Linked DNA regions of Mus musculus: region 2 is linked to region 1. The links are chromatin loops, found by intact Hi-C in ENCODE. Cell type or tissue: heart. All regions are shown on one strand. Each heading gives the region's core, and the rest is flanking DNA. Links, peaks and the distances in the headings are about the cores only. Region 1 holds the start of Sptbn4 (spectrin beta, non-erythrocytic 4). Region 2 overlaps Sptbn4 (spectrin beta, non-erythrocytic 4).

What was found. Hi-C counts contacts between places; a loop is a spot of excess contacts. Peaks named below come from ENCODE experiments on the same cell type or tissue, not always from the same donor. Only the 100,000 strongest peaks of a DNase experiment are listed, where the experiment ranks them.
Region 2: a loop joins it to region 1, with 2.2 times the contacts of the local background. A loop is called at or near these places in 6 of 42 quality-filtered maps.

Annotation. Positions count from the first base shown.
Region 1 is chr7:27,440,357-27,455,747 of GRCm38, forward strand. It overlaps Sptbn4 (spectrin beta, non-erythrocytic 4), which reads right to left and starts at 6,233. Exons shown (of 36, transcript NM_032610.2): 1 at 6,107-6,233; 2 at 2,039-2,225. The coding sequence starts at 2,210. Blvrb (biliverdin reductase B (flavin reductase (NADPH))) reads left to right here and starts at 7,622. Exons shown (of 5, transcript NM_144923.3): 1 at 7,622-7,840. The coding sequence starts at 7,762. In heart, for the core only: CTCF peaks have their summits at 7,261 and 9,113 (motif pointing left); DNase peaks (open chromatin) are centred at 6,385, 6,795, 7,525, 9,125 and 2 weaker places; H3K4me3 peaks cover 4,322 bases; H3K27ac peaks cover 2,435 bases; H3K27me3 peaks cover 1,842 bases.
Region 2 is chr7:27,354,097-27,369,487 of GRCm38, forward strand. Sptbn4 (spectrin beta, non-erythrocytic 4) reads right to left here. Exons shown (of 36, transcript NM_032610.2): 26 at 15,093-15,391; 27 at 13,504-13,748; 28 at 12,504-12,642; 29 at 12,312-12,396; 30 at 11,468-11,664; 31 at 9,975-10,594; 32 at 8,300-8,372; 33 at 7,471-7,763; 34 at 5,839-6,012; 35 at 5,647-5,689; 36 at 2,287-3,354. The coding sequence ends at 3,196. It overlaps Shkbp1 (Sh3kbp1 binding protein 1), which reads right to left and starts at 1,912. Exons shown (of 18, transcript NM_138676.2): 1 at 1,775-1,912; 2 at 1,477-1,530; 3 at 1,305-1,350; 4 at 1,118-1,191; 5 at 630-688; 6 at 276-356. The coding sequence starts at 1,860. In heart, for the core only: no CTCF peak of the experiment used is centred there; a DNase peak (open chromatin) is centred at 7,455; H3K4me3 peaks cover 2,744 bases; H3K27ac peaks cover 2,225 bases; H3K27me3 peaks cover 2,827 bases.

The DNA of each region.
Region 1 (15,391 bases), core at 4,665-12,664:
AGACAGGGTTTCCCTGTGTAGCCCCAGCAGTCCTTGAACTCTCTCTATAGACCAGGCTGGCCTCCAACTCAGAGATCTGCTTGCCTCTGTCTCTGAGTGCTGCAATAAAAGGTGTGTAGTACTACCACCTAGCACACAAAAACTTTTTGATATTTAAAATTAAAATACACACAGTGTTGTAGAGGATTCTCCCGAGAGAAAAACAGCCATCATTCTTGGGAGTTGAGTTGTGTCAGACTTGAAAAGGTCGGCACATCTCTGACTGCTGAAATTCCTCACAGGAGGGGCAGGAGCGTCCTGAGACACCCCCCCCTTACCTGATCATCCAGCTGTTCCATACCACAAAACGAATGCAACTCTGCCCTAATTGTGCATTGCTGCTACAAGGGCTAGAGTCCAGGGAAGACTGAGGCAGGGACGTCATCTATAGGAAAGTTGTCATCCCTGTGGGGTAAAGCCCTTCCAGTAGGGCCTTGGGAAGGGAGAACCCACACTGCTCTAGGTCCCCCTCATCTATGCTCTCTACATAAGCACGTTCACTGGTACCCAAAGGTGAACTTTGGGGGCAACATACCTTGCCTTGTCATTGAGACCCTAGGGAGGAGGGACAGACATTGTTTACACTCTCCTCGTGGAAGAACATTTAACAACACACACACACACACACACCCCAAAGTCTTGAGCCAGCAAGATGGTTTAGTGTATAAGGATGCCTGCCACCAACTCAGGTAACCTGACTTAATCTCTGGAATCCACATGATGGAATGTTGTCCTCCTATGTGCAGACAGACAGACAGACACGCTAATTAACTAATCAATATAATGAAAACAAGGAGTCTGGAGAGCTGGCTCAGCGGTTGAACACACATAGCTCCTCTGCCAGAGGACCTAGGTTCAGTTCCCAACACCCACACCGGGGAGCTCACAAACGTGTGTAACTCCACTCCGAAGAATCCAACGCCTCTGGCCTCTGAGGGCACTGTACTTACGTGCACAGACCCACAGGCCCCAAACACATGCCTGCACATAATTACAGATAATCAATTATTTTTTAGATGGAAACAACATTTTTTTTTTCAAAAGTCTTAAAATCCAACCATTTGATACTTCAAGGCAAGCTCCATAGCGTGAACAGTCAAGGCAGGAGGAATGTTACACATTTCTGGGCTGTACTGTAAGAGCTTGCGTCAAGAAGAGAAAGTGAGGGTTGGAAGGTGGTGTCTCAGGTCTTTGCAAGCATTTAGTCAGGAGCAGAGGCAGGCAGTTCTCTGAGTCAGGTGGCAATCTTGGTCTGGGACAGCAAGCTCCCGAAGAGTCAGAGCTACATAGAAAGATTTCTGTCTTTAAAAAATTAAAAATCGGGGGCTGGCGAGATGGCTCAGTGGTTAAGAGCGCCGACTGCTCTTCCGGAGGTCCCAAGTTCAAATCCCAGCAACCACATGGTGGCTCACAACCATCCGTAACGAAATCTGATGCCCTCTTCTGGAGTATCTGAAGACAGCTACAGTGTACTTACATATAATAAATAAATAAATCTTTAAAAAAAATAAAAATAAAAAATCAAGGCCAGGCAGTGGTGGCACAGGCCTTTAATCCCAGCACTTGGGAGGCAGAGGCAGGCGGATTTCTGAGTTTGAGGCCAGCCTGGTTTACAGAGTGAGTTCCAGGACAGCCAGGACTACACAGAGAAACCGTGTTTCGAAAAAAACAAAAAGAAAAGAAAAAAAGAAAGGTGTGCCTCGCCCAGCAGTCCCAAGTCCCATCTCAGTATTTTAATTCAAATCAGTTAGAACTAAGTAGAATTTAAAGCATGGTGCACTGGCCACACTTGGGAGTGTTCACTGGCCACATAGATGAGCGGCGGCCCCCATTAGACACCACAGATACAGAAACAGTCTCATCTCAGTGGGAAGTTCACTGGTAGAGCTAGTCAAGGAACTCCAGTGCTGGGAGCAACTCCTCCTGACTCCCAGCCATGGAGAGGTGCGCTCTCGCCGCCCCATGTCCGTCCACCCTCCCAGGCCTCTTTTCCAGATACCTGCTAAAGCCTTGATCCGAGAGCACTCAAAGAGTGAAGCCGCAGCATTGGCGGCTGCGGGAGGTTCCCGATCCCAGCCCCGATCTGGGCTCTCCCAGCGAGCTGAAGGGTTGTTGTTGTTGGAGACTGCTGGGCCCTCCATGTTGTCCACCTCCCCTGGTACTTGTGCCATTGGGGGAGGCAGGGCCTGGAAGAGAGAGGAAAATTAGTGCAGGGAAACGGGCTGAGTTCAGAGGACCCACTTCTGACAGTGAGTGCCCATATATTCTGTTCCCTGTCTCAATCTGACTAAAAAAGCCAATTGTGGGCTGGTGAGATGGCTCAGTGGGTAAGAGCACCTGACTGCTCTTCCGAAGGTCCAGAGTTCAATTCCCAGCAACCACATGGTGGCTCACAACCATCTCTAACAAGATCTGACTCCCTCTTCTGGAGTGTCTGAAGACAGCTACAGTGTACTTACATATAATAAATAAATAAATAAATCTTTAAAAAAAAAAAAAAAAAGCCAATTGTGATGGGGCAAAGCCTGTGCTCCCATAGTTGAGAGGCTGAGGCACGAAGATCACGAATTTCAGGCTAACCTAGGCTACTTTTAGCTAAATTTTGTCTCCAAAAAAAAAAAAAAAATCAAATAATAGGACTAAGGACACAGCTCAGCGGGTAATGTGCTTTTCTCGGAAGCATAAGGACCTGAATGCAATCCCCAGAGCCCACATAAAAGCAAGCAGTAGAGTGGTGCATGCTTGTAATTCCAGCACTAGGGAAGTGGAAACAGGCAGACCCCTGGGCTCACCAGCCAGGCAGCCTAATCTGTGAGCTTCCAGCCAAGAAAAGAGCACAAACAATGTGAGCATCACCTGAAAGATAACATCCAAGGTTGATCTCTAGCCTTTGAAGGCAGCTATGCACGTGTGCACCTATACACACACTATGTATAATGATAATAACAACAACAATAATAGGCATGGTGGCACACACCTTTAACCCCAGACACTTAGAAAGAAGAGGTAGGCAAATCTTTGTGAGTTGGAGGCCAGCATGACATACATAGCAAGTTTCATACTAACTAGGACCATATAGTGAGAGCTGGTCTCAGTTATCATCATCATCATCATCGTCGTCATTGTCATCATCTGGGACTGTCACTAAAATGCTTACAGCACAAACACGGGGCCCTGAGTTCAGATCCCTGGCGCCCATGTAAAAAGTGGGGCACAGTGGTGTACATCTGTAAAGCTAGCTAGTAATGCCCAGGACGGAGACACGTGGGTCCTAGGAACTCACTGGTCAGACAGTGAGGCGGGTTCTATGAGAGACCCTATCTTTAAAAATAAATAAGCTGGAAAGTGACAGAGGAAGACACCCAACTGTAGATGTCTGACTTGTGCATGTGCATTTGCATACACACGCACGCGCACACACACGCACGCTCACGCACACACAAGCTGGGCCTGGTGGGTGGTGTCTTTAATCCCAGCTCAGCACTTGGGAGGTAGAGGCAGGAGGATGAGGGTGAGTACAAACCTCAGCTACACAACAAGATCAAGACCCACCTAGACTATAGGAGACCCTGCTTCTCTTTTTCTTTCTCACCCCCTGCCAGGGTTTCTCTGTGTAGCCCTGGCTGTCCTGGAACTCACTATGTAGAGCAGGCTGGCCTTGAACTCACAGAAATCTGCCTGCCTCTGCCTCCCTAGTTTTCTTTCAAAAAAAGAAAAATGTATGTGTGTGTGTGTGTGTGTGTGTGTGTGTGTGTGTGTGTGTGTGTGTGTTGAGAGAGAGAGAGATGGTTTAGTGAAGAACACTTATTGCTTTTGCAGAGGACTCAAGTTCAGTCCCCACCACCTGTGTGGTAGTTAAAAACTGTAATTGCAGTGAGCCCCTGCACACACAAGGGTCACATAAACTCAAGCAAGCAAACACACATAACATAAATAAATAAATCATAGGCCATTAATTACTCTTACTAAATGATGAATAAATCTTTTTTTAAAAAAATTAAGCCGCTAAAATAACAACCTTCAGCCTGGCCACTTCAGAGAGCAGCTGCAGTGATCCGTGTTAGAGCCAGCTACAGCCCACCAGTCACGGTATTCTTTGGTGAACACTAACACAGAGAGCTTCACAGAGCTCCACAACGCAGCAGTAATGACAAGAGTGAACATACCTGAGCCCTTGCCTTGCTCTGGATTTTATACGCATTCAAGTGTTTAACTCCTTAGTGATCAGTTATCATTGGCCCATTTTATAGATGTGAACACTGAGGCATGGAGGAGTCCACCCACTTGCATGAGTTATAGAGCTAATTCTCTATATTCACCCCTGCAGTCACCACCCTTTGCTGTGTAACCCTTTTGTTCTCCAACGTCCGAGGGACGAAAGGTCTATGGGTGCCTAGGGATGTGTCTTTCTCTTTGACCCTGGCTTCTAACATGTGACTTGCTTGGACCAGCAGGAGTTGAGTGGGAGGAAATAGCTGGCCAGTCCTGAGCCTTAATTAAAGAGATCGCTTGGGCTAAGTGTGATGCTAGACTAGACTAGGTCCAGGACCACAAACTCTCCAGCCAAAGCCAGCTACAGCAGCTAATGATACCGCCCCCCCCATCACTATGACAACTCTAAAACTTGAGTATGCCAGTTGAGGCCTGAAAAACTGAACAATCAGGTCTAGCCTAAGTTATTAAACTCTTGACTTTACAGCTAAGTAAATGCTTAGTGTTTTATGACAGTGAGTTGGGAAGGGTGCTTTGTTACACAGCAGCATTCCCGTACCAATAGCTGCCTGATGTACTACTGTCTTCCTCCTGAACCCTGAACATCATAAATACCTATTTTAGAGGGTAGGTGACATCAAGTATGTCTCCAACACAACCCCCACATACACACCCCAGTCCTACTTCTAAGACTGTAAAAATAGAATAATACACTTCTTTTCAAAAGACCCAGATGGCCGGGCATGGTGGCGCACGCCTTTAATCCCAGCACTTGGGAGGCAGAGGCAGGTGGATTTCTGAGTTCGAGGCCAGCCTGGTCTACAGAGTGAGTTCCAGGACAGCCAGAGCTACACAGAGAAACCTTGTCTCGAAAAACAAAACAAAACAAGACATACAAAAAAAGACTCAGAAGGCCTCAAACTCAGGAGAGTTTAAGACGCTAAGTAGGTGGTAGATTGTGGCCAACAGTAGATTATTCCTTTAAGTGGGCACCCTAAAACCACTGCTCTTCTCTTCTTTCATAGAAAGCTGTAAGTGACCACATGGCTACCTGTGTGACCCCAGCCAAGTCACTTGCCCTATCTGGTCTTCATCTGTGAAAATCCTACAGAGGTCTGGAGATGAAATGAGTTGCTCACTCAGCAACCATGGGATCTGGTACACGCCAAGCCTCAATCCATAGCTCTCCTTATTCTTTTCTTCTCATAGTGTCTGAATTCCATCCAGAGCCTCACACAGCCATGTGCTCCACCACTGACACACACAGCCAGCCAGCTCTGAGTTTTCCCTCTTTGGTCTCATATCTTAGCAAGTCCGGGGGTCTGGTCAAGAGTCAAAAAAGAGATGGGTTCAATGCTTTATTCTGGCGGTGTGGAACTCGGTTTCTCTGTGCTTTGATTTCCTTTCCTATTAATGGGTGGTCACAACTGTTTCCCCAATGGAGGATACTTGGGCCAGAGGAGGCGCTTAGCACTTGGCGAGCTCTCTGTGGGCCCAGCTTGCAGCTCTGGCCTTTCCGGGGTGCAAAGGGAAAGGGGTCCTGCGGGATCCAGCAAGAGCCGGTGGGGAGCTGAGCTGAGAGTGGGATCCGAGGCTTTAACCCTTCCAAAGCCGCGCCTCTCTGCCCCTGTGGTCCAGTCACCGTGCGGAGGAGGGGGGCCTGGGAAGGACAAGGCCTTGGGGTGACCCACGCCTGGTTCAGTGGCTGAGCTAGGTGAGGGTGAGGGGTTCATTGGATCGCAAGCCTCTATCCGGCTAAACAGATCCGAGGGCTCAGGTCGCCAGCTTGTGGGGGAGGATGCTGGGCCAGGTGGGGAGATGCTGGGGAGGGGCCGCCGTCCGCACCGCCGCTCACCTGGGCGCCGGCCGCCGATGCGGTCCCGGATGCTCGCCGCGCAGCACCGCCCTCCCTGCGGGCGTTCGTCGCCGGGCCGGGCCCGGCTCTGTTCGGCCCCACCGGCCCGCCGCTCGGCCAGATCCGCATGCGCCGCCGCCGCCGCGCCTCCCCCCACGCGCCGCAGCCGCTCCGCACGCCCCCGGGACCCCTCCCGCACGCCGCCCCGCCGCCCGCGCTGTCACACACCGGGCCACGCGTGTGATGCACAGCCGCGCTCGCGAGCGCTCGAGGCAGCGTCACACACTCCCACACTGCCACTCACACACCGGGCCCCTGGCAACGTCATACACACTCTCTCCACATGCACACTCTCATGGTGTCACTCCTTCGTAAGGGGTCAGTCAGGGTCAAACCTTCTAACTGTCTGTCACACGCAGTCACTTGCAATGTTTTCCTCTCTGGAATGTGTCCTGCAGGGTCATTCACTGTGACACACTCTGATATAGCCACCACTGACAGTGACACTCAGATATCACCAGTAGTTACCAATACAGTAAATAGTGCCCTGCAGGATCGTACATACATTGTTACTCAAATACTGCCACCACCACAATAAGGGTCACATGAAATCACTTGAACAGTATCACAGGATGGAATAGTGCTCTGCAGGACCACGCACTGTGACACACTCACATACAGCCACCACCACCAATAGCACATACAGTCAGGCATGTCACACACCTCCAAGGTGTCACAGAGTATCTACGCTCACACAACACAAAGTTCACAATCGCATAGTCTTACACGCTTAAAATGTCACACCAGTTGCCTAGGCACAAAAGATGACACACCCTGTGTTGCTACACACCCATACATCAGAGCCTCAACAAGACACAAAAGGAATCTCAGTTGATGTCACACACAGTCACACATAAATGGGATCATATCACGCACCCATGTGGTGTCCCAAACCTTCCCAATCCGAAAGTATCACACTCCATTACAGCTTACCATATCACACAGGCTGAGTACCCCTCACAGTATCACCCCCATGGACGCCAAATAACATTAATGATCTCTATACACAACTCACATTGCAACACAAGGAATGAAACCGGGTGTCGCCCACAACCATGCTGTCCCTTGTGGTCACTGAGGGTCACACAGGCACAAAATCACCCCACACACCCCTCTTGCTTGTTGGGAGGACGCTTTGGTAGAGGGAAGTACCATCTCAGAGCCTGTCTGTAAGGGGGCGTGAGCAAAGAGAGCACGGTGGGCGTAACGCCCCGGCCGGCCCCGCCCCGCTCAGCCCCGCCCACTAAGGGTGGCTGTCTCTAGTAGGCAGAGCGCTAAGTGACAAACTGCTCTAGCACCGCCCACTCCCTTCCCTAGAAGGGGCGTGGCTTCTACGTCTAAGCGCCTATCGGAGAAGGGGCTCTGGAAATGCAATTTGACTCCTCCGCCTACTCATGCTCTTTCCAGCGGGAGGCGTGGTCGCCTCGGTCCCGCCCTTTGAACCCAAATTAGGAGGGTGAGGCGGAGGCTGGAACCTTGTCTGGTCCCGCCCCCTCCTTCTGGGTCGAGGAGGACCCGCAGCGCGCCTCCTCGCAGCCACTGTGTTCCCGCGCGTCCTCGGAGTTCTCAGCTTTTCCGGCCCTGGACCCCGCAGCATGACTGTCAAGAAGATCGCGATCTTCGGTGCCACCGGCAGGACCGGGCTCACCACACTGGCGCAGGCGGTGCAAGCAGGCAGGAGCCGGGGCGGGTGGGGGAAGTCATGAACACCGGGCGGAGTTTTGGGAAAAGTCGTCCTGGGGGCCGGGCGGAGACCACACGGGGCGGTGTGTGCCCCAGCCTGTGGGCCAGCAAGTGGTCACGGGGGCACAAATGGAGGACTCTGACATTCAGCGTTATGTGGGTTCAAGGCGTAAAGGAATTAACTGTGGGAACCTGGAGGACTCCTCTGACAGTTCTATGCAAACCAGGGGTTCTTATGAAATGTCGTAACTGTGGTGGTGGTCCTAGTTAGCACACCCAGAAAGGGTTTTCTGAGCCAGGACTAGCTTGGCATCCAGCCAGCCGGGCCATCTCCTTACACGTGTTAAAATTCTGGTGACCCTCATTTGGAATGGGAACTAGTGTGTTACCCCACTTGACACATAAGAAAACTGAGGCGGAGAGGACTTGCTGGTACATGGCTGTGTCGGGATTTGAACTCCGGTCCGTGGTCTTAAGCACTAAAAAACTGTCTGCAGGCTCATAGTTTGGTCACTGGAACAGAAAATCGAAAAGGTTAGGCAGCAACTTACTTCAAAGAGAATGGAGGTGATCACCCTATAAGAGAGGGGCAGTCCAAGAACTGAAGTCCTGGGAAGGACATTGAGCTTTGGGGCCTCCCGAGGGGAGGGCGCAGGATCCCCCATCATCCCCTGGCTCCTCAGTCTAGAAGTTAACTCTGGACCAGACGTGAAAGTTCCAGATAAAGAGCCACACCCTTGCTAGCCTTGGCGATTCTTAAGATATTGACTATCAGAGTGCCCCAAAAGGGTGGAGGCCACAAAGAGCCCAGTCCCTGCTGGTTCCCAGCACAGCTCCTGCTTTGGGTGAGGCTTTTTCTAGAAGTTCCATCCCCCCGCCCCCCATGGGCTATCCTTTCCCCCAGGGACTTAATGAGGGCCTTAATTCGTGGCAAAGGAGAGCGCCCTGGGCCTCCCAGAGAAAACAAACTACAGGCTGGCTGTGGTGGTGTAGACCTGTAATTTCCCCCACCCCTGGAGAGGCAGAGGTAGGAGACTCAGGAGATCAAACCTATCCTTGGCTGCGCAGCAAGTTCAAGGCCATCGTGGGCAACCTTAGACCCTATGTCAAAACAACAAAACAAAAGCAAGCTGCTGATAAATCATTTCTAGGGAGGAACAGGGAAAGGAAGAGAGAAGTTGACAAATGCTGTGTCACCATGAATTTGTGGAGTATCCTGTTAAATACCTTAATCCCCAATACCACTGTTTACTGATGGCTCTCCCTGCTGGTCACAGTCGGAACTACACGAAGGATTTCCGGGAGGCCTGGCCTTTTTCTCCCTGTGGCTCAGAAAAACCTGTCAGAAACAGGAAGAGGAAAAAAAAAAGAAAAGAAAAAGGAAAAAAAAAAAAAAAAAGGCAGGAAGGGATTAGGGGATATAGCTCTCAGAGATGAAACGCCTGCCTGGGATCCACCTGTGAGAAGAGGCTTGAGGGGGGCGTGGCTCAGTAGGCCCCACGGCCTAGCGGCCTAGCGTGCCCAAGAAACTGCACAGTCAAGGAAAACAAGTAGCTAGGAAGGGCTTGGGTTTTAGTCCCTCAATGTCATTTTGTAGGACCAAGGGTCTAACAAACAGACTCTGGGTTCATCCTGTGTATTTAAACAGCCAGGTCTACCACATACCACAGTGATGTGACCAAATACTGTGTCATCTACAGTCAAAGACCTAAATATCTGTAAAATAAATAAAGAAAAGAGAAAAGAAGACCAATATTGAAGCAATGGTTGCGGGCTAGACAGATAGGTCAGTGGGTAAAGGTACCTGACAACCTGAGTTAAATCCCCAGAAAGAGAGAACCAACTCAGAAGAACTTGACCTCTGACTTCCATACATGCACACACACAAATAAGAGTAACAGATAAACAGAGGTTGCTAGCTGGGTGGTGGTGGTGGTGCAAGTGTTTAATCCCAGCACTTGGGAGGCAGAGGCAGGTGAATCTATGTGAGATCGAGGACAGCCTGGTCTACAGAGTAAGTTCTAGGACAGCCAGGGCTACACAGAGAAACCCTGTCTCAAAAACAAAACAACAACAAAAACAGGGGTTGCCTTGAGACTCTGATGAAATGACTTACAATGCAGAAAGTGCTTAGAACCAAGGCTCATGCCCAGTGGGTGCTTATACTCCTCAGCCAACTGAACTCAGATATAAAGATTATAGCCCAGTCTTAAATGTAGCTCTGGTTTTCTCTACCCACTGTGTGCCCAAGGCTAGTTACCAGAACCTGCCTCAGTTTCCCTTTCTTGGTATGATAAGAATGGCCACTTTGTAAAATTGTTACAATCTAGGACTTTTCAAACTAGGGCTCAGTGTGAGTGCTGGACTGCTTTAAATTGGTCACAAACGATCAAAATGTATCAAGTTGCTGCTGCGGGAGTCGCTAGAATCTGAGCCTAGGCCCTGGCAGCCAGGTCTGACCACGTGTCCTCAGCAGGTCAATTAGTGAGAAAAACTAATAGTGAAAGTAGAAAAAGGAGATGAATTTAATGTAAGCATGTCGGGAAGCTCCTCTGCTACCCAGACCCAGCCTTCAAGGTCTTGATGAAAGCTACAAGTTTAAATAGAAGGCAAGAGGTACCCACGCATGCGCAATCCCTCTCGTTAATGGTGTGGTCATCACAGCCATCATCTTGTTGAACCCTGTGTCCTCCAAGGTGCTCTGACAAGTTGTCAGAGCCATGAAATCTCTTCCTCTTCTGGTTGGCACAGGGCCCCGGCCTCCTTCTCCTGCCATCATGAGGCATTTGGGAAAGTTGCACTTTTGGAGTGGGGGGTCCACTGTTTCAAGCAGTCTGATTATCATCTGCATTCCTGCCAGGATAAGGTTACAGAATGCCAGATGTTGGATTGACATATGAATTTATGTGTACTGGTCAGGCAGTGAAATTTTGTATTGAGTGTTAAGATTTTATTTTATTTTATTTTATTTTATTAATTCTTGAAAGAGCTGGAGAAATGATGAGAAAATCCTATACTCCCAAGACTCAGAGAGTGGAAGGTTCACACTCTCTTTTTAAGGTTCACAGCCAGTTCTGGAAAACATAGTTCAAGGCCAGCCTGTTTTGTGTAATACTTTGCCTCCAAAAATAAAAAAGGAAGGAAGGAAAAGAAAAACCTTAAAAGTGAATGAATTTTGCAACTTATTCTCAAATAGGAAGAGAAACAGAAAGACAGACAGATTTGTACATGTGTGAATTTTCTATGCAAATATATAAGTTCTGCATATCATATACTATGTATATAAGTAAAAAGAGGAAGCAGGTCTAGAGAATCTTGCAACTTCTCTATAGCTGAGATTACTTAAAAATAAAAGCTTAACAGAAAGCCTGACCAGATGTTTGACACCTGCAGTTAGGAGGTAGACAGCAGGAACAGCACAGGGTTTAAGGCCAGCCTGAGCTACATTGTGAATTCGGTGATCGTGTGGGCTACAGTGTGACACTCTGACAAATAAATAAATACAAGAAACATGAACAAAATGTTAGTAACAAATGATATTGTTAAAGAAAAAAGTCACCACATATTTTAGGGCCAGCAAGGTGGTTTAGTGGGTAAAGGCGCTTGCTGCCAAGCCTCATGGCCTGAGTTCAATCCCCAGGACCCACATGGGTAGAAAGAGACAACTGACTCCTGCGCACACGGTAAAATAAATGTAAACTAGTTAATAAGTAATGAAGATAAATGAAAAGGATAAAAGCCCGTATTTTAATTATCTCACAGAAGTTGTCTTTCAGGAAGGATAAGATCTAAATGTGTGCTGTTTGGTAGCTACTAGCTGCGTGTGCATCTTGCTTCATTTTATTTTATTTTATTTTATTTTATTTTCTATCCTTTTTTATGTATGTACTGTCTGTGAATCACTCTTGTGCCTGGTGGCCATGGAAGCCAGAAGAGGAGGTCAGGTCCCCTGAAAAATGGAGCTGTAGAGAGTTGTCAGCCACCCTGTGGGTCCTGGGAATGGAAACCAGATCTTCTGATAGAGCCACAAGGGCTCTCAACCACAGAGCCTCTGTCTCTTCAGCCCCTCGTGGGGCCCTTTTCATCTCAACGTGAACTGTGTGCTTTGCTTGGTTTTTTTTTTTGTTTGTTTGTTTTGTCTCGTTTGAGACAATGTCTCCCTGTGTAGTCCTGCCAGGCCTGGAACTAACCTTTGAACTGGCTTTGAACTCATAGACGTCCACTTGCCTCTGCCTCCTGAGCGCTGGGATTAAGGCTGAACATGAGAAGCGGCTGTCTAGCCAGGCAACAAATGAGCTTCATGAGGCTCCTTATTCAGTAGCCACGGGGCCATCCTGAAACTCAGGTACATGGGGGCCGGGAGCTTGAGCTTGCGTTTGTGAGGTGTGAGGGAAACCGGAAGCAAATGTGAGCCCCTGGACTCCCAGGGCTATCGGTTATTCCTAGGTCAGCAGAGAGTCATGACGGAGCAAAGAAAGGTGATCTAGAGATCCAGGGAAAGAGGGTGAAGGGGCCGGATGCAGCCAGCACACACCATGAGCAAAGGCCAAGAAGCAGGAAACAGTGAGGTAAACTGAGGAGTCAGCCGCAGTACAGTTAGGTGAAGGGGATGGTGTCTCTGAGAGGGGAAGCCAGAGCCAGAAGTGCCCAGAAAGGCTGTCCTGAGCAATGTGAGTTTTACTGCAAGGTATGGAAGGACCAGGACGGACCTGGGAGGGAAAGGGCAATGAGTTCCAGTTCCAGACTAAGCCACAATGTGAGATTCTGCCTTAAAATAACAACAGAAATAATAATAATAAATTAACTGGGGTCTAAAGAGATGGCTCAGTGGTTAAGAGCCCTTGTTGCTCTCGCAGAAGACCTAAGTTCAATTCTTAACACCTACCTCAGACAACTTTGTAACTCCAGCACCTTTGGCCTCCATGGACAACTGCCCTTAAATGCACAGACACACACCTGCCCTCAAATGTATAGACACAAACACATAATTAACAAGAAACAAAAGTTTAAGTAAATAAAATCTTGTTTTATTTTTTTTTTTTATTTTGTTTTTTTCAAGACAGGGTTTCTCTGTGTAGCCATGGGTGTCCTGGAACTCACTCTGTAGACCAGGCTGGTCTCAAACTCAGAAATCCACCTGCCTCTGCCTCCTGAGTGCTGGAATTAAAGGCGTGTGCTACCACTGCCCAGAAAACCTTTTTAAATGAGTTAAGGGCTAGAGAAATGGCTCAGCATTTAAGAGCACTCGCTGCTCTTCCAGAGGCCCTGAGTTCAATTCCCAGCAAACCACATGGTGACTCACAACTGTCTGGTATGTCAGTGATAGCATGCTCATATACATAAAATCAATAAATAAAACTTTTTTTAAATAATGAGTTAAAACTGGACACGGAGATTAAAATCTGTAACCCCAGCTCTCTGGATATGGGAGCTGGTGACCCAGACACATCAACCTCACTTCTACAGTGAGTTCAAGGCCAGGTTGGGTTATATAAAAATTAAATATAAATATAAAAGGCATAATCACAATAGCAAACCTTCATTGCTTGTTTCAGGACTGGGGCTTTGGATTCATTGGTTTTAGTAGAGTTTGGTTTTTATGCATTTGTTTTTGTCTTTGTTGTTTGGTTGGTTTGGTTTTGGTTTTTCTATGTGGGACTCAATCCAGTGCCCTGCATGTGCAAGCATTTCCTGGCTGAGATTCTATACGGTTTTTATTTTTATATTTTTAGTTTCATGGACTTTTCTTAATTTTTTTTTTTAGTTTATGTCTTTCTAATATTTTTCTGTAGTATTTTTTAGCTATACTCATGAGTCTATGTATTGGTTATGCAGGTGATTGACGGGTGTCAGAGGACTCAGACCCCTGCTGCTGGAGTTAGCTACAGGAACACCCGACTTGGGTACTGAACTCTGGTCCACTTATGTAAGAGCAGCCAGTGCTCTTAGCCACTGAGCCAGCTCTCTGTGGATAGTTTGTTTGCTTTCTCCTGAGCTTCTAAAACTTAAAAAAAGAAAAATAAATAAGGATAATCATGGTGGCACAGAGGCAGAGACAGGCAGATCTCTGTGAGTTCAAGACCAGCCTGGTCTACATAAAGAGTTCCAGAACAGCCAGTGCTAGATAAAGAGACTCTGTCAGTCCCGTCCCCACCTACTACCAAAGAAAAAATAAATAATTTTTAAAAATTTAAAAATTTATATCTTAACATTTATGGAGATTTTGCCCACCTGTATACATACCTGGTGCCCACAGAGATCAGAAAAGGGCATCACATCTCCTGGGGTTGGAGTTACAGACAGCTGTGAGGATCTGGATCCTCTACAAGATCAGCAAGTGCTCTTAACCATCTCTCCAGACCCCAGTTTGTTTGTTTTTAAGACAAGGTCTCACTCCCTAGCCCAGATTGGCTTTGAACTCCTGATCCTTCTGCGTCAGCTTCCTGACCACTGAGATTACAGACCATCGCCAGTCACCACACCCGGCGTGACTTGGTTTCTTTCACATAGCTATATATGCATATTTTTTTTCTCCCTCAAATTGTTGGAACTTGAGTCAATATCTCGTTTGTTTTTGTTGTCAAATGGCACCGCATTGTGTGTCTGTGTGGATTTATCCATTAAGCAGCTGGCACATATTATGAAAACTGATAGTACCATTATATATGTAAGAATTTGGGGGTGAAAACATGTTTTCGCTTCCCTTCAGTCTGTTATCTAACGGTAGAACTGCTGGGTCACGTGATCAGGCTATGTGTAAACTTTTGAAAAACTGCCAGAGGGGAACTGGAGCCATGGTTCAGTGGTTAAAAGCACTGACTGCTCTTCCAGAGGTCCAGGGTTCAATTCCCAGCATCCACATGGCGACTCACAACTGTCTGTTCAAAACACCAGTGCAGATAAAATAAAAATAAATCATTTAAAAAGGAGAAGAGGGTTAGAGAGATGTCTCAGCAGTTAAGAGCACTGACTGTTCTTCCAGAGGTTCAATTCCCAGCAACCACACGGTGGCTCACAGCCATCTGTATATGGGGATCCGATGCCCTCTTCTGGTGTGTCTGAAGAGAGTGACAGTGTACTCATATAAATTAAATAAATAAATGAATCTTTAAAAAACTAAAACCAAAGAAAGAGAAAAACTGCCAGATGTAGTCACATCATTTCAGGTTACCCTCAGCACGGCACGGGAGGGGTTCCTCCCCACTGGCATGCCAACCCTGACTGCAGGCTTTTTCATTACATCATCTTGATAGGTGTGAAGTGGTATCTTTTTTTTTTTTTAATTTATTTAACTTTATTTAAATGAGTACACTGTCGCTGTCTTCAGACACACCAGAAGAGGGTAGTATATTGACTTTGGTTCTTTGAATCCAGGTCTCATGTGACTCAGGCTGGCCTTGAGCTCCTGACTTCCTGCATCTTCCCCATAGTTGTTGGGATTATAGACATTAGGACAGGTCATGCTATGTAGTTCTATGGTACTGACTGTCCTCACACACTGTGGACCAGGGTGGCCTCTAATTTAAGATAATCCCCTTGCCT
Region 2 (15,391 bases), core at 3,087-11,086, 88 kb before region 1:
TTTATTTATTTTTCTGAAGAATGGGGTGAAACTTAAGAAAACTCAGACTACAACTCCCATCAAGCTCCCGTGCATGCTTCTGAACTCTAAAGAGAACTGGCTGTTGCACAGCTTCAAGGAAAAATGCTGCTTCCTATTTCCTTTCCAAGCATCTGATAAAGAACTACAACTCCCAGTGCACCTCAGGGCTCCAAACACCTAAGGGTTGAAGCTTTATGGGAAATGTAGTCTTTAAGCCAATCTCCCTCTCCCTAGCATCAATTGGGAGTGCTCACCTGGAGGAGGTAGATAACCATTGAAGAGGACATTTCCGCAGGAAGATCGATCCAACTCTTCCCTCACCTGCAGGCGACGAACTGCAAGGGAAGGACTCAAAACTTCATCTTGAGGGAAACTAAAGCAGACCCTTGTCCCCTTCCTCATCTGTCTTTCCACGTAACTATCCCCTCCCCCGCAACCCCGACCCCTTCAGAGCCAGACCCAAATCCGGTGCTCTTAGCTCTAACCCAACAGTCTTTTTGACTGGGAGAGTCAAAGAGGAGAGGCATTCTGCTCAGGAAATAACTGAGGGTGCTGACTGGGGGCGGGGTTGGGGTGGGGGTGGGGCACGGCACGGGACTCTCACTTACCCAGTGGAGTGAGTCCGTAGAATTGGGCTTCATGGAGGAGGCTGGAACCATGGACACCCCTGGGTAATAGGGGAGATTTGGGTGTAAAAATCTAGGGCATAGGCATGAACAGCACATTGCAAGGAGAAAGGTATTGAAACTGCCCAGAGACTACCGAAGCCTGGCTAGTTTCAACCGGCGTAAAATTCTAGGGAGGTTGAGGGTGGGGTACACCTGCCAATCCAAGACATGGGAGATAAAGACTGGCCTGATCTGGATGGAGTTCTAGACAGCCAGGGCTACAGAGCAAGGCCTTATCTCAAGCCAACAAACAAATACATACTTTCTTTAAAATCTAGATAACAAGGATGAAGAATGGTGCAAATGTGTGGGCATATTTTAATGGAAGGAATATAACATGATCAATAATTCTAATAGAATGGAACACATTTACTTTTCGAGGAGAGATTTTATACAGTGGCAGAATTCACCCATTTACCCATACCAACCTGGGATCTAACTCTTTGGTCCGCAGGAAATTAAGGATGGGGGCAAAGACGGTGGGGTCCCGGTCGATGAAGATCTGCATGGTGGGGTGGGGATGGAGGTGGGGGTCATGGAAAAGACCTGGAATAAGTAGGAGCTCCTGTCCCCCATCCCACCCGGAGTCCCGTTTTTTGATCTAGCCCTACTCACAGCTCCGGTCTCATCTTTCAGGGTTGAGATGCGTCCGCTCAAAAGACTACAGGAAGGGGAAACCGAGGAGGAGACATGGGCCGAGTTGCAGAGGTGAGTATTGTAGAAATGGGTCTCCCCACACCCTCTTCTTTCATTCCCTCCTACCCTCGCCCCAGACTCTCCTAATCACCTGGAAAAGAAGGAGTCTGGGATCCAGGTAAGCGTCTGGCGAGAGGTACTGAACCTGGGCGATGGGGTAAGGAGAGGAAAGAGAAGAAGAGGTGAGGACGCTGCCTCCTCCACTGAGATTCATGCATTCTCCTTTGGCATTTCTTTCTTTCTTTCTTTCTTTTTTATTCAAGCGCCAAGCCTCCAGCTTGAGGCGGAGCAATTCTTGATGGACAGGGACTACCACCCCCACCCCCAGAAGAGGCGGGCATCCCGCCTCGGTCCCGTAGGATGGGGCCTCGAGGATCTCCCACACTCACCGCTTGCCCCCTACGTTCAGATGAATCACTTCCCCGGGTGCTCCCCGACTCGGGACCCCCTCCACTGCAGTCGTCGCGACGGCCATAGCCCCACCCCCCCGCAAGCCGGCCGGCTCGCACCCACTTCCGGGTGTGCATAGACCCCGCCTCTTCCTCTTGCTCATTGGCCTAGAGACTCCAGGATCCACCGGCGATTGGACAGAGAGCTCGCTCAACGCAATTACGGTCTCTGACTCTTTAAAGAGGGCCGGTCTTTCCTGGTTTCGACGGGGCGCACTTGGGGATCCTTTGGAGTGATTTAGTAACTCCCCCCCCCCTTTTCTAGGTTCCCTTATTTTGGTATAATACATAACGAATGTAGGCGATTCGTTGAGGAGTACGTGCGCAGATCTTGAAATGAGCCTATACCAAGGCTTAGGTATTTGTAGAGTCTAGGAGACTGCCTTCTCGACCTCGTCCCCACACCGGCCCACCCTCCAATCCTGTCTCGGATACACGAACAAACCAGCGAAGACTGTCAAAGCCAAAGGGTTTATTATAGGTACATACAGTGTGCGCCTGCCACACCGCCCCGCACCCCCTGCCTTGGCAGCGTCTCCAAGCAGCCACGGGGGTTGCCTGTAACCCTGATTCCCTCCGTCCCAGGGAGGTGCTCCAGCCAGAAGCATGCAGGGGGAGGGCTTTCCCACCCCCTCCCCCTCGGGAAGTGGCATTTACAGCTAGAATCGGGGAGGAGAGAGGAAGACAGTTTTGAACTTTGACTCCCCTCCTATTAAAAGCCTTCGCGGATGCGGGGCGGGGGGAAGGAGGGGGGGTCTACGTTTTTGCAAAAATAAACTAAGTCAGGAATTAACCGCATGGCTCTGAGATGGCGGAGTACAGGGGCTAAGGGCCCCTGTCCTCCCTCTTCCCAGACAGATCAAGGCAGCATTGGAAGTGAGGTAAAGGCAGGGAGGGAGTGTGTCCCCTCCCCACCCCCTAGCACCCTGGATGGTCCAGGGGACCTCACCAGCGCCCCCGTTGTCCATCCTTAGGGCGGAGAGGAGGCCAACAAATCACCACCTCCTAGATCCCTCGCCACTCCAGCTTCTTGGGGCAGGATCTGACGATTGGGCAGGGAGCTTGGCTCAACTGGCTCCCTGCCCGGCCCCACCAAGCTCAGTTATTGCATAAAAAGAATGGAGCCCCAGCACCTGGGGTGGGGTTGGCGAGCGGGAAGGGACCGAGATATGGCTATAGGGACAGCAATCCCCTACCACCACCTCTTGGAGTGCAGAAGTCCCTTCTATTTCAGGCCCACAGTGGCACATCCGCAGTCATTCCGGCCCTTGCGGATGAGAAGTTGTCTTTGTGTCCACAGTGCAGAGAGGAGGGGCAAGGAGACTTGTCAGACTCCAAGGTGGGGGAAAGGGTACCTGGAATCACTTCCGGCGCCCGCTGGCCCTACGCTCCCCGCCCTCACGCTTGGGGTTGCCCTCATCTGTGGATGATGTGGTAGGTAGTGTCTGACCCCATCGGGCGATCTCGGCGTGTTCTGCCACGGAGTTAGCCACAGCCTCCAGCCAGCCGTTCATCTCCTCCTGACGGAAGACGCAGGACAAGTCCATATTTGGAAGAGGAACTCAACCACACCGCCCTCCCTAGCTTCACTTTCCTGTTAGCAGGATAATGCTGACAGTAAGGATAAAAGAACAGTTACATGCCCCAGACTCCTCTCTAAGCACTTCTGTGGATGCACCCCCTTAAACAGAACCAATAGGATTATCTATAAAGCAGAGACCACCTCCACAAGCAGAGAGAAACAATGCAAATGAAGTACTGGGGGGGGGGGGGAGCTTGCAGAGACCTGACACCAGGCCTCTTGCTCATTGGTCCAACTTACTTCCTCTTTACAAAAGCCTTGAGATAAGTCATTTTGGAACCGCAAGAGGACCGGGTAAACAAAGGTATGCTGGAGCCTAATGAACAGTGAGTGCTTCCTCCCTCAGGAGGAAGGAGAGTGCTGACTCAGGAAGGCTGTCCTCTGCACCCAAGGCACAGCACATGGGTGACAATACGCATATCCATCAACACACACACACACACACACACAAATAAAATGTACTGGGGCAGGGTGGTGGAGCACCCCTTTAATCCCAGCACTTAGGAGAAAGAGGCAGGAGGCTCTCTCTGAGTCTGAGGCCAGCCTGCCTGGTCTACATAGAGTTTTCCAGGATAGCCAAGACTTCAAAGAGAGATCCTGTCTCAAAAAAATAAAAATAAAAACATAATTTGGGAACTGGAAAGTTGGATACATGATTAAGAGCACTGGCCACTGGCTGCCCTTCCGAGGGACCAGGCACCCATGTGGAGGCTCACAAGTACTTGTGAGTCTGGTTCAGGGGTACATCCTCTGGCTTTGGTGGAGCAACCAGGCAGCTGTGCAGTACACATGTAAGCATGAAGGTAAACAGACACATACAATAAAAATAAATCTTTTTAAAAAATTTTTTCAAAGGAGCTGGGTATGGTGGTGCATGCTTTTAATCCCAGCACATGGGAGGCAGAGGTAGGTGGATTTCTGAGTTTGACACTAGTCTGGTCTACAGAAAGCTCCAAGACAGCCAGGACTACACAGAGAAGCCCTGCCTCAAAAATAACAACAAAAAGCAAAAACAAAACAATGAACCCAACAACTCTTTTCTTTGTGTGGTGTATGAGACTGTACATGCTGGGGTTTGTACCGTGCACACGTGTGGAGGCCAGAGGAGGATCCAAGTGTCTTGTATCTATCCCCTAGCCTGATTCCCTCCAGACAGGGTCTCTCAGTGAACCAGCAAGAACCTCCTGTATTTCTTTACCCCCCCTCCATAATTAAGGAATTATGTAAGTCCATGGGCAGCCATGCCTGTCTGTCTGTCTTTCTTTCTTTCTTTTTAATATGGATGCTGGAATCCAAATTATAGTAGACTTTTTTTTTTCAAGACAGGGTTTCTCTGTGTAGCCCTGGCTGTCCTGGAACTCACTCTGTAGACCAGGCTGGCCTCGAACTCAGAAATCCGCCTGCCTCTGCCTCCCAAGTGCTGGGATTAAAGGTGTGCGCCACCACGCCCGGTTCATATCAGGCTTTAACAACAACCGTCTTCAACACTGAACCATTTTTCCAGCTCCAGTAAGGGAATATTTGTTATACATTACATTCAATCCCTTTAGCTCAAAACTCTGACTTGCCCCCTACCCACCCCCAGCACACTCAGGATAAAATCTTCCCCTAATATTGAGAAGTCCAGCTGCAGGGGACCTTTTTGGAACCATTTACCTCACTTCGGCTGTCCTCCTGCAATTGGCTCTCTTAAACCATTGCAATTCTGTCCTCTGGGACACTCAGCCCTGATCACTCATTTTGTTCTGTTTTGTGTTAATTTTGCTTGTTTGAATATATGCCATGTGTGGATATATGCTCTTAGGAGGCAGAAGAGGGCGCTAGAGCCCCAGAAGCTGGAGTTAAAAGGGAGTTGTGGTATCATGGGTGCTGGGAACCAAACTTGGGTCCTCTGGAAGAGCAGTAAGCACTCTTACCTACTGAGCCATCTCTCTAGAACCTTCATCACTCTTTTTTAAGCTTACACCCATCATCTTTCTGGCCTTCTGAGTTACCATGGCAAAGAAGACAGACCTAGTTATCATGGCTAGCAAGCACCTGCCCTGAATCCCTCCCCATGACCCCCGACTCCTTAAGCTCCTCGGGGCTCTCACTGCTTTCCTGTTACAACCCTGACAGGTCCAACCTGTGTGGTTCCTTCTATAGTCCCGTTATTTTGATTCAGGAACCACCCTGGGAGCTAAGCCACTAAGCTAAGGTCAACCTGTGGGATGAGAGGATCAGATCTTACCTCATCTTTAGCCTGGAGCAAGAACTCACTGCCATCCTGGGTCCTGCAGGAGACACAGGACTTCAGGTATCTTGAGGAACCCAACCCCTCTCCCCATCACCCATCGTCTTTCATGGGAACCAAGCGTATACAAGGAGGAAAGGAAGCGACGATGGGACCCCTCCCTTCTTCCCGAGGGAGGGAGGGACTCACTGGAGCTTGAAGACATGCTTCTTTTTCTTGTAGTCACTAGCCACCTCGCTGGTGGCTTTGTGCAGGCTGAGCAGTGGTTCCCCACCATGCGTGCCCCCTGATGCTGGGCCTTTGGAGTCCTTGTAGAAGCCCAGCTCCCCCTTGCTGAGCACACAGTACAGGCTCACCCATGACCTGGGGTGATGAGATGGTGATGAAGGCAGGGCTACATCATTACCATCACAAAGCGTATGCTGGGTCATGCTACTTTGCACCTTCCTTCCGCTGGCCCTTTGTCCTAGCTACTTAGCCACATGCCAGGCTGTTTTTCTATTAAGCAGTTCCTATTCTGGCAAGTGTGGTCAAGGCTCCCAGAACCAGGAGTTTGCCCAGGCTAGACCTTCCTTATGCTTCCTCCTTATCTCATCCCACATTGACTTTCCAAAAGCAAGATGCAAGCTTTGAGACTAGGAATAGAGCTTAGCAGGAGGTAGAGCCCTTGTCCAGAATCCACTAGTGAGGAGTTGGAGGTCTGTCTCAGCAGTAATAAAGCATAAAACCATGGACTAGATTTCCAGTCCTGATTCCGTTATAAGCCCTTGCCTCAGTTATTGGTCTCATTTCCACCCCACACAACCTTCAAGCACCGCCCACCCCCACCCCCACCCCCCATTCATTCACTAGTTCTCATTTTCCCACCATTCACCAAGTTCCTTCAAGGAAGCTTTACTACTCTACAGTTTGGAATAAGAAGATCTGGTTTCCCAGCCAAAGCCCCAATCTTGGAAGAAGTCTCAGATAGGAAAATAACATACAATAGATATCCCTGTTCATTGCCATCTTGGTCTGGTGGCAAGGAAAAAAAACCACTATGATCCCCACCTGCCAAGTCCGAACCTGCCCTGTTCATGTCCTGGCTATACCTGCCCCCACATTCCAAATCTCAGTTGGATAAAAATGTACTGGACAAGATGGACTCCAAAAGTAAACACACACATGCAAACACGTGGTGGTTAGGCCTGTAGAAGGCTCAGCATTTGCAGCCAAGCCTGACAACCTGCGTTTGATCCCTAGTCGACCTACATACATAGCGTAGGAGAGAACTAATTCACACCAGTTGTCCTGTGACCTTCACACACAGCTTTCACCCCAACACAAATAAATATAATTTAGATAATTTAAGAAAAAGCTTCTCGTTTGAACAACTGAGATAACCTGCAACAATGTACTAGGTCCTCAGTTTGGGCTCTGTTCCTTTTCAGACTCCTCCTCCCCCACTGAAAATGTAGTGGCTGAGGGTTGCCAGGTGGGGGGAATCCCTCCAGATCACGGATTGAATGCCATCTTGAGGCTCCAATTCACACCCCATTGGAATTATCTAGAGTAGACTCTACCTCCAGGTTGCTGCTTTATCACGTGAGGTGGTTGCTGAGATTGAATCCCAATTTATTAACGTTAGGGACACTTTTGTCATGCTCCTATCTCAGTTCCAGACACCTCAGTATTGGACACTCAAAGCTTTGGCCACGCCTCTCCACTTCACGGATTGGAAGCTTTGAACTTGAGTCCCGCCCCTCCTCCAGCCCAGCTACTCATTCATTAAATACCCAGAGCAGGCGCCCAAGCCATCCAAAGCCCCGCCCACGCGCTCACCGGTTGGACGACTTGCGGTTAGCGTCGAGCTCGCGCTTGCGCAGCAGGAAGCCCTCGTGCTGCACTGTGTGAGTGGGCGGAGGTGGCGGCGCGGGGGCGGAGCCTCCCTGGGCAGGGGCGGAGCGCGAGCGCCGGCTTCCCCCGCCCTCACCACCCTCTCGAGGCCGTGGCCGCCGGCGCGGCTTGGGCCGGTCCCGTGCCCGCGGCCGATCGGGCCGAGGTGTCCGCTCGGGCGGCTCAAGCCCGTTGGGCAGGCGACCAGGGGGAAGCTCGCGAGGCTGAGGCAGCGACGGCTGTGTGAATGAAGGGAGGGGGGAGAGGGGTACTGTGCATGATGACTAGGGGGAGCATCCTGTCTCAGGGAGCCCGAGGGCCTGGGGTCCTATGCGTCTTTAGGGCCACCTATCTTGGAGAAGACCCTCAGGGCTGAGAGGACCCTATAGGTTTTGATAATGGGTCATTCGAATTTAGGCTTTGGAATTCTGAATATTGGGAGGTTAGGAGCAGGGTCTGAGGAGGTAGAAGGTGCATAGAATTTCTGTATGAAGAATCTTCGTGTGTGACTAATAAGAAAATGGGCACCCCACAAGCCCGGAGAAATGTGGACTCTAAAATAGATGGGGGGGGGGGGTTAGAGTCCACTATGTGTGCGTGCGTGGAGAGAGAGAGATAAGCCTCCGGGTCTGAGGCTTCATCTTCTAAGGGAGAGTATGGGGTCTCTGTTGACTGCAAGGTCCAGGAAGAAGGATGGGCCTGGGTAATGGTTGCCTCTGAAATCCTGGCCACTAAGAGGGCTTCTACACCCACCCATCCCAGTTGTTCAACTTACCACCCCAGCAGGGATCCCTGGGCCTGCCTCTTTCTCCTGAAGTTGCTCCACAATATCAGCCAGAGTGGCCTTCCTGGAGAAGAAGAGACAAAAGAAGTGAGATTCTGGGCCTTTTGCTACTGCTCTGCCTTGGCTGGACAGAAAAGGCTCCAAACCTGGCCCCTGCCTGCAACTCAGCAGCCTCTCACCTGTGTGCCTTGCACACTCAGCAGTCTTACACACATGGGGGTTCCTGACACAGCTACGCAATGTACAACCAAATCCCTATCTTCTTCTTCTTCTTCTTCTTCTTCTTCTTCTTCTTCTTCTTCTTTTTTTTTTTTTTTTTTTTTTTTTTTTTTTGAGACAGGGTTTCTCTGTGTAGCCCTGGCTGTCCTGGAACTCACTCTGTAGACCAGGCTGGCCTCGAACTTAGAAATCCGCCTGCCTCTGCCTCCCGAGTGCTGGGATTAAAGGAGTGCACCACCACGCCTGGCCAAATCCCTATCTTCTTTAAGGTTTTTTTTTTTAATTGTTTGATCTTTTAAAATATTTTTCTTTTTAATTTTTTTAGGGTTAGCTATGTGAATGAATGTTTTGCCTGCATGTGTATACTACATGTATGCCCAGTGCCCTCAGAGGCCAGAGAAAGACTTTGGATTCTCCTGAAGCTGGACTTCTAAGAGGTTGTGAGTCCCCCAGGGTGGGTGCTGGGAACCAAACATAGGTCCTCTGGAGAGCAGGAAGTGCTCTTAACCACCGAGCCATCTCTTCATATATATATATATATATATATATTTAGCTTTTCAAGACAAGGTTTCTCTGTGTAGCCCTGACCATCCTGGAACTCACTCTGTTGACCAGGTTGGCCTCAAACTCGGAATTCTGGGATTAAAAGCGTGAGCCACCACCATCATTACCTGTGTGTGTGTGTGTGTGTGTGTGTGTGTGTGTGTGTGTGTGTGAGATGTATGTACATGTATGTGTATACACACACACACACACACACACACACACACACACACACGAGAGTCAGGGTCTCATGCAGCCCAGTTTGACCTCTGGCCTCCCCGAGGATAACCTTACTGGCATGCCTTGTTCGTTTTAGAGACAGAATCAATCTCTCTCTTTATTTATTTATTTGTTTATTTATTTATTATATGTATATCAATCTCTCTCTTTATTTGTTTATTTATTTATTATATGTAAGTAAGTACACTGTAGCTGTCTTCAGGCACCCCAGAAGAGGGCATCTGATCTCATTATGGATGGCTGTGAGCCACCATGTGGTTGCTGGGATTTGAACTCAGGACCTTTGGAAGAGCAGTCAGTGCTCTTAACCACTGAGCTATCTCAAAGGTAGCCCTGGTGCTCAGTATGTATTGCAGGTGGCCTGGGACTCAGTCCTTCTTCACTCCTAAGTGCTGGGGCCACAACTGCATCACCAGACCCCGCTGCCCTCTGAGTTTTAAGCAGAGCAAAGGGCAAGCTGGTGGCTCCAGGCTTTTAAACATCCTGTTGTTTTTCTTCATACACGCCCCTGAGCTCCCAAGTCCCCTGGGCTTCCCCTCCCAGCCCTAAATGTTTTAGGTCTTCCGCTGTCAGGTGATAAGGCTGTTTCCCTCGCTGACCCTGGCCCTCTGGCCTCTGCCTCCGCTTTCCCCTTCTCGAACATCCTGGTCACAGAGGTCCTTACCCTTTGACCAGCTCTCCCCTGGTGGGAGTCTCCTGTTCGCTAGACTCCTGTCGTTCTATCCGCCGCTCCCTCCGCTCCCGCCGTCTCTCCATCTGCTCGTAGCGACCTAGAGTAAGGCTGTGCGGCCCCTCGTGGTCCGCGGACTCCTGGCGCTCAGGCCGCCGCCTCCGCGCTGTCTCCTCTGGTTGATCCACGGACTCCTGGCGTTCTGATCTTCGTCTCCGTGGCAGCTCCTCCGCACGATCCGCTAACTCCTGGCGCTCCGACCGGGGCCGGACCAACTCCGTCGCCGCCGGAGTCCCAGGGGTGTCCGTCGTGTCCAACGCTGCGGCTGTCGGGGCCGCGGGTTCTACCTTCCCCGAGGTCTCTGGCAGCCGGTCAATGCGCGGCTGGAGACGCTCGGGCTTGAGCTCCTGGCGCACATACCCAACCCGGGTCCGCACCTCCGCTGACAGCGTGTCCGAGGCCCTGCGGGCCAAAGGCTCCAGGCCCCTGTCATAGCCCCCTGGACGCAGCAAAGGCGCTGCCTTGGCCGCCAGCTCTGTGGGGTCCCCAAAGAACTTGCGCCCCAGTAAGGGGGTGGGTGGCTGCTTACTCTGTTCTGCCTTGAGTTTCTCGATCTGGGAGTAGAAAGGTCAGGTCAGGTTGGGGTGAGAGAACGGTTCGCGAAGGTGCTGGGCGTTCCCCTTCTCTGCTCAACTTAGTTCACTCGGAGACAGGACTTTCAGCCACTGCTTATTCTTAGCAAAGACCTTAATACCTATTCTTTCCACAAACACCCATTGTTCTTGTAGAGGTGTGGGGATTTCACTCTCTGACTTTGCCTCTGTCTGTCTCTGTCTCTCCCCTCTCCTCCTCTCCCTTCCCCCAATTCCTGGTCCTCCCTTTTGTTTGTTTGGTCTTTGTTTTGTGGAGTGTGTGTGATGGGTAACTACACGGGAGACAGGGTTTCACACAGCCCAGACTGGCTCCAAACTCGATATTACTGGGAGTGACTTTGAACTAACTTCTGATCCTCCTGCCTCCACCTCCCAAAGGATGGGAATTCTGGTGTGTGCCACCACATCTGACAACTAACTTCTCTGGGTGCTTTTCTGATTCCCACCGGCATGGCATCTTCCTAACTATCCCCCTCAATGGGACTTGTCACCCACATTATTCTTCAAGCTTCCCATTGGATTCCTCAAGACCAGACCTTTGTTTTTGCAAAACGGGTTTCTAGAAATCCAGAACCCCTGCCCCACCCTACCCTGCCCCCCCACCCCCCACCCCCCATCTCATCTCCCCAGCCGCAACCATTTCCTTTATCAAAAATCTTGGCTCCCTCTGTGTTGTTAACTATCAATTACAGGTCCGTTCCTCTGCCTTCACCTGGAGCCTAGTAAGGATCTATGTCTAATTCTGCCCAAAGCTCTGGGCACTCAGAGCTGCTGTCAGTGAGAGATTTCTATATAGTAGGACGGTGGGTGGGAAGCGGGGATCTGGGGTCTGACCGTGGTCAAGCGCCGCAGAGAGCTGAACCTCTCCTCCCAGGCCGCAGCTGCTTTTCGGAAGGCCTCGTGTCGCCGGATAAGCTGCTCCACCTCATCCACACTGCTGCCCAGCTCCCGGCTCTGCAGGAGCGGTTCCTGAGCTGTCAGCCAGGCGTCAGCCACCACGGCCTCCTGAGCAAACTGGTGTACCTCCAGCACTGGGGGCAGGCACGTGAGATGAGGCACTAGGAGAGCCTGAGGTCTTTCCCCAGGGTGAGGGCTATGGTTTCTCTAGCCTCCCATGCCCCTGGGCTACTCCCAGTCCAGCCTTAGGAGTAATGGAGACTAGGCTATTTAAATATACATTGAACTTATTGTGTGTGTATGAGGACAGTTATGTGGGATCCAGGTCTCCCCTTTCACTAAGGAGGTCCCGGGAATCAAACTCAGATCATCAAACTTGGCAGCAAGCGACTTTTCTCACTGAGCAATCTCTCTACTGTAGGAACAGGGGCTATGCTGTTTCTTTGAAACAGGGTGTCATGGGACAACAGGAATGGGCCACCACATTCAGTTTTACGAGGCTGTAGATATGGGACCCCGGGCTTCGTGCATGCAAGCAAGCACTCGATCACCTAGGCCACACCCCCAGTCTCTGTAGGCCACACCCCCAGTCTCTGGGGATGTTTCTAAAGATACCAACACCCCTCTCCCCTTCAGTGATCCACCCTCATGTTTGGCTTTGGAGACCCAAAGTTGGTGAGCAAAGCATGCTCACGTCACCTGTGACCCCTCTGCCCTTGGCTAGACATTCTGAAATATGCCTCCTGTGTCCCCGATGTGCCTTGTCTAGGCCCTTACTCACTCTGCTGCAGCCACTCCCAGTGACGGTCCCACTTCTCCGACACCTCCTCCTTCCGGCTTCCCAGCTTGTCCAGCTGGGCCTGGATCTGGGAATGCCATGCGTGGGTGGGTGAGCTAGGTACCAGGTATGCAAAAGGAAGGAGCAGAGATGGACCTGCCCTCACCCCCCACCCCCGCCTTGTGTCTCCCCCACCTCATCAGCCATGGCGCTTTTGTTGAGTAATAGAGACCGCCCCAGCTCCTGGCAGGTTGCCAGCTCAGGCACGCGCGCCTCCAACTCTGTCTTCAGGCCCTGGTGGTAGTTCATAAGCACCTCCACCGATGACACATCCCTGCAGTGGGCAGGGGACAGGGATCTAAGCTGCATGCAGATACCCTCGGCCTGACCCTCAGATGCAACTCCTGCCGAACACAAATCCTCGACACTGCCGTTCTACAGAATTTCAGGACAGCAACCTTGTCTGGTCAAGTTCTGAGGAGCCAGGGTCTTCATTAAGTCAGTGACCCGAAGGTGCCAAGTTTTTGCTTTAGCACATCTAAAATAGTGAGTCTTCCTTCTCTCTTCTCCTCCTCCAACAGGCTCTCCTGTAGCACTTGCAGTCCTGGAATGCACTATGTAGCTAAAGATGACTCTGAGCCCATCGTATTCCTGTTTTCACCCCCCCCCCCAAGGGTGGAGATAACAGCTGTACACCTCTGCATCTAGTTTTTAAAAACTTGAAAAAAGATTTTTTTAACTTTTTTGATGTGGGGTTCATGTAGCTGAACTGTCCTCAAACTCAGTATGAAATGAAGGGTGACCTTGATCCCTCGCCCTCTACCTTCTCAGTGCTGGGATTGTAAGCATGTGCCACGGGACCTGGCTTTTATTCCACACTGGGGATGCAACCTAGGGTCTCTTGCATTCCAAGCAAACACTCTGCCAGCTGAGCTACAGCCTCAAATCTTTGGTTTACCGTAGGCAGGGCCTTGCTAAGTTACCCCACACGTGCCCTGAACTCTTTCTCCTGCCTCAGCTTCCTGAGTGTCTGAGTTGACAGGTCTGTGCCACCGGGTCTGGCTTCTGCCAGAACTATCGTGCGAGAAACTAAGTAAGCATCCAGAACAGCACATGGCAGGGGGGCTGTCAGCCCCTTCGCGGTTCCTGTCGCGAAGGCCCCTTGTTGGGGATCTGGAAGTAGGTTAAGGAGCACCTGGGTTTGTCAGCTGCCCCGATCTGGCCCGCGATGCCGTCCATCCAGGAGAGCAGGTCGCGGGCCTGGCTGTGGAAGCGCAGGGCGTCGGCCGTGGAGCTGACGTGCAGACGAGCATCTTCACAGGCTGCTAGCAGCTCCTTCCAGCCCTGCAACACCTCCTGCTCGCGGCTGGCGATGGCCTCGGCGTGCTCGCCAGCGTACACCGTCCGCAGCTGGGCCGCCCCTTCCTGCAGCTGCCGTACCTGAGAGACAAGCCAGGTCCTGCGCTGGTCCAGCGCGGGCACAGGCTCCACCCTCCTATTCATCTTACTTGACTCAACCTCCATCCTTTCCTCCTCCATCACCTGTGGACCCTCCCTCTTTCCCCACTTCAGAGGTCCAGGCTCATTCTTTTCTCCTTCTCCAGCTCCTGTAACTCAGGCTCCTCCCTTTGGCCCCGCCCCTGCGGCCCAGGTACTTCCTCCTGCCCCTCTGCGACCCAGATCCCTCTATTTGGACTCTTCCTGAGCCCCGTGGCCAAGGCCCCACCTCCTTTCTGTCCTAAAGCTCGCTGACTTCTCAAAGACTCGTGACCACACTCAGGCCTTGCCGCCTGGTCCTCTACTGACTTTTATCTTTACTACCAGGTTTCTTTCAGCTTTTGTTCTGATATCTCTGCCGTGGCTATCGCTTACTTTTGCCTACCGATCCACCTTTCTCTTCTCTCGAGCCATCTGATATTCTCAGGAGCCCTCTTTCCACCCTGATGTCCATTTGGCATAATTTCCATTTTTTTCCCCTGTTCCATTTACATCAGATCTACTAGCTTTCTACTAGTAACTCAGTTTCCAAATATGTATTCAATTTTTTGTTTTGAGGTGTACTCAAGGCTAGCCTAAAATCCAGGATCTTCAGCTGGGCATGGTGGTGCATGCCTTTAGTCCCAGCACTCGGGAGGCAGAGGCAGCCGGCTACAAAGTGAGTTCCAGGACTATTTTTGATACAAGGTCACACTCTGTAGCTCAGGCTAGCCTTGAACTCTTGACAAGCCTCCTGTCTCAGCCTTCCAAGTGCTAAGGTTTCAGGCATAAGCTACCTTGCCCAGCTTAGATCATGTCATTTCTGATAGAGACAGGAGTCTCACTGCAAGTTCAAGGCCAGCCTGGTCTTCATAACACATCTCAAAATAGCTAAAACTTCACAGTGAGACTGTATTTTTTTTTAAAAAAAAATTTTTTTAAGGGTTGGAGAGATGGCTCAACGGTTAAGAGCACTGACTCATCTTCCAGTAGTCCTGATCAATAGTGGCTCACAACCATCTGTAATGGGATCTGATGTCCTCTTCTGGTGTGTCTGAAGACAGCTACAGTGTACTTATACATAAAATAAATAAATCCTTTTTAAACTTTTAAAATAATAAATTTTCACATCCCCACCCCATCTCAACTGGCTTTCTTGGCACCTCGAAACCAGTCTGCTTTCTCTCTTCCCAGTTCCCTCCTGTCCCCAGACTGCTTTCTCCTCCTGTCCACTGCCTGCCTGCCGACTACACAGCTGTTGTCTGCCCTCCCAGCCACATAGTCAGGCCCTCCCACTCACCACCTCACCTGGGACACGAGGAGCTGCAGGTCGTGCTCAAAGGCTCGCAGGGTCCGCTGCATGGAGCTGGCACTGGGTCTGGGTTCAGGTGGTGCCGTCAGGCGGGGCAGCCTCCTCCGCTTCTCCTCAATCTGCCCTTGAAGCTCCCGGGCATCGCTGAAGAACTTATGCAGCTCCCGAGAGGCAGCGAGCAGCTGGGCCCGAGTGCCCATGAGTTCCAGCAGCTCAGCCCAGGCCTCGTTCAGCCCGTCCTTCCACTCAGCCATGGTGGCCGCTGCTGTGTGACCACACTCAATCAGCTCGTCCA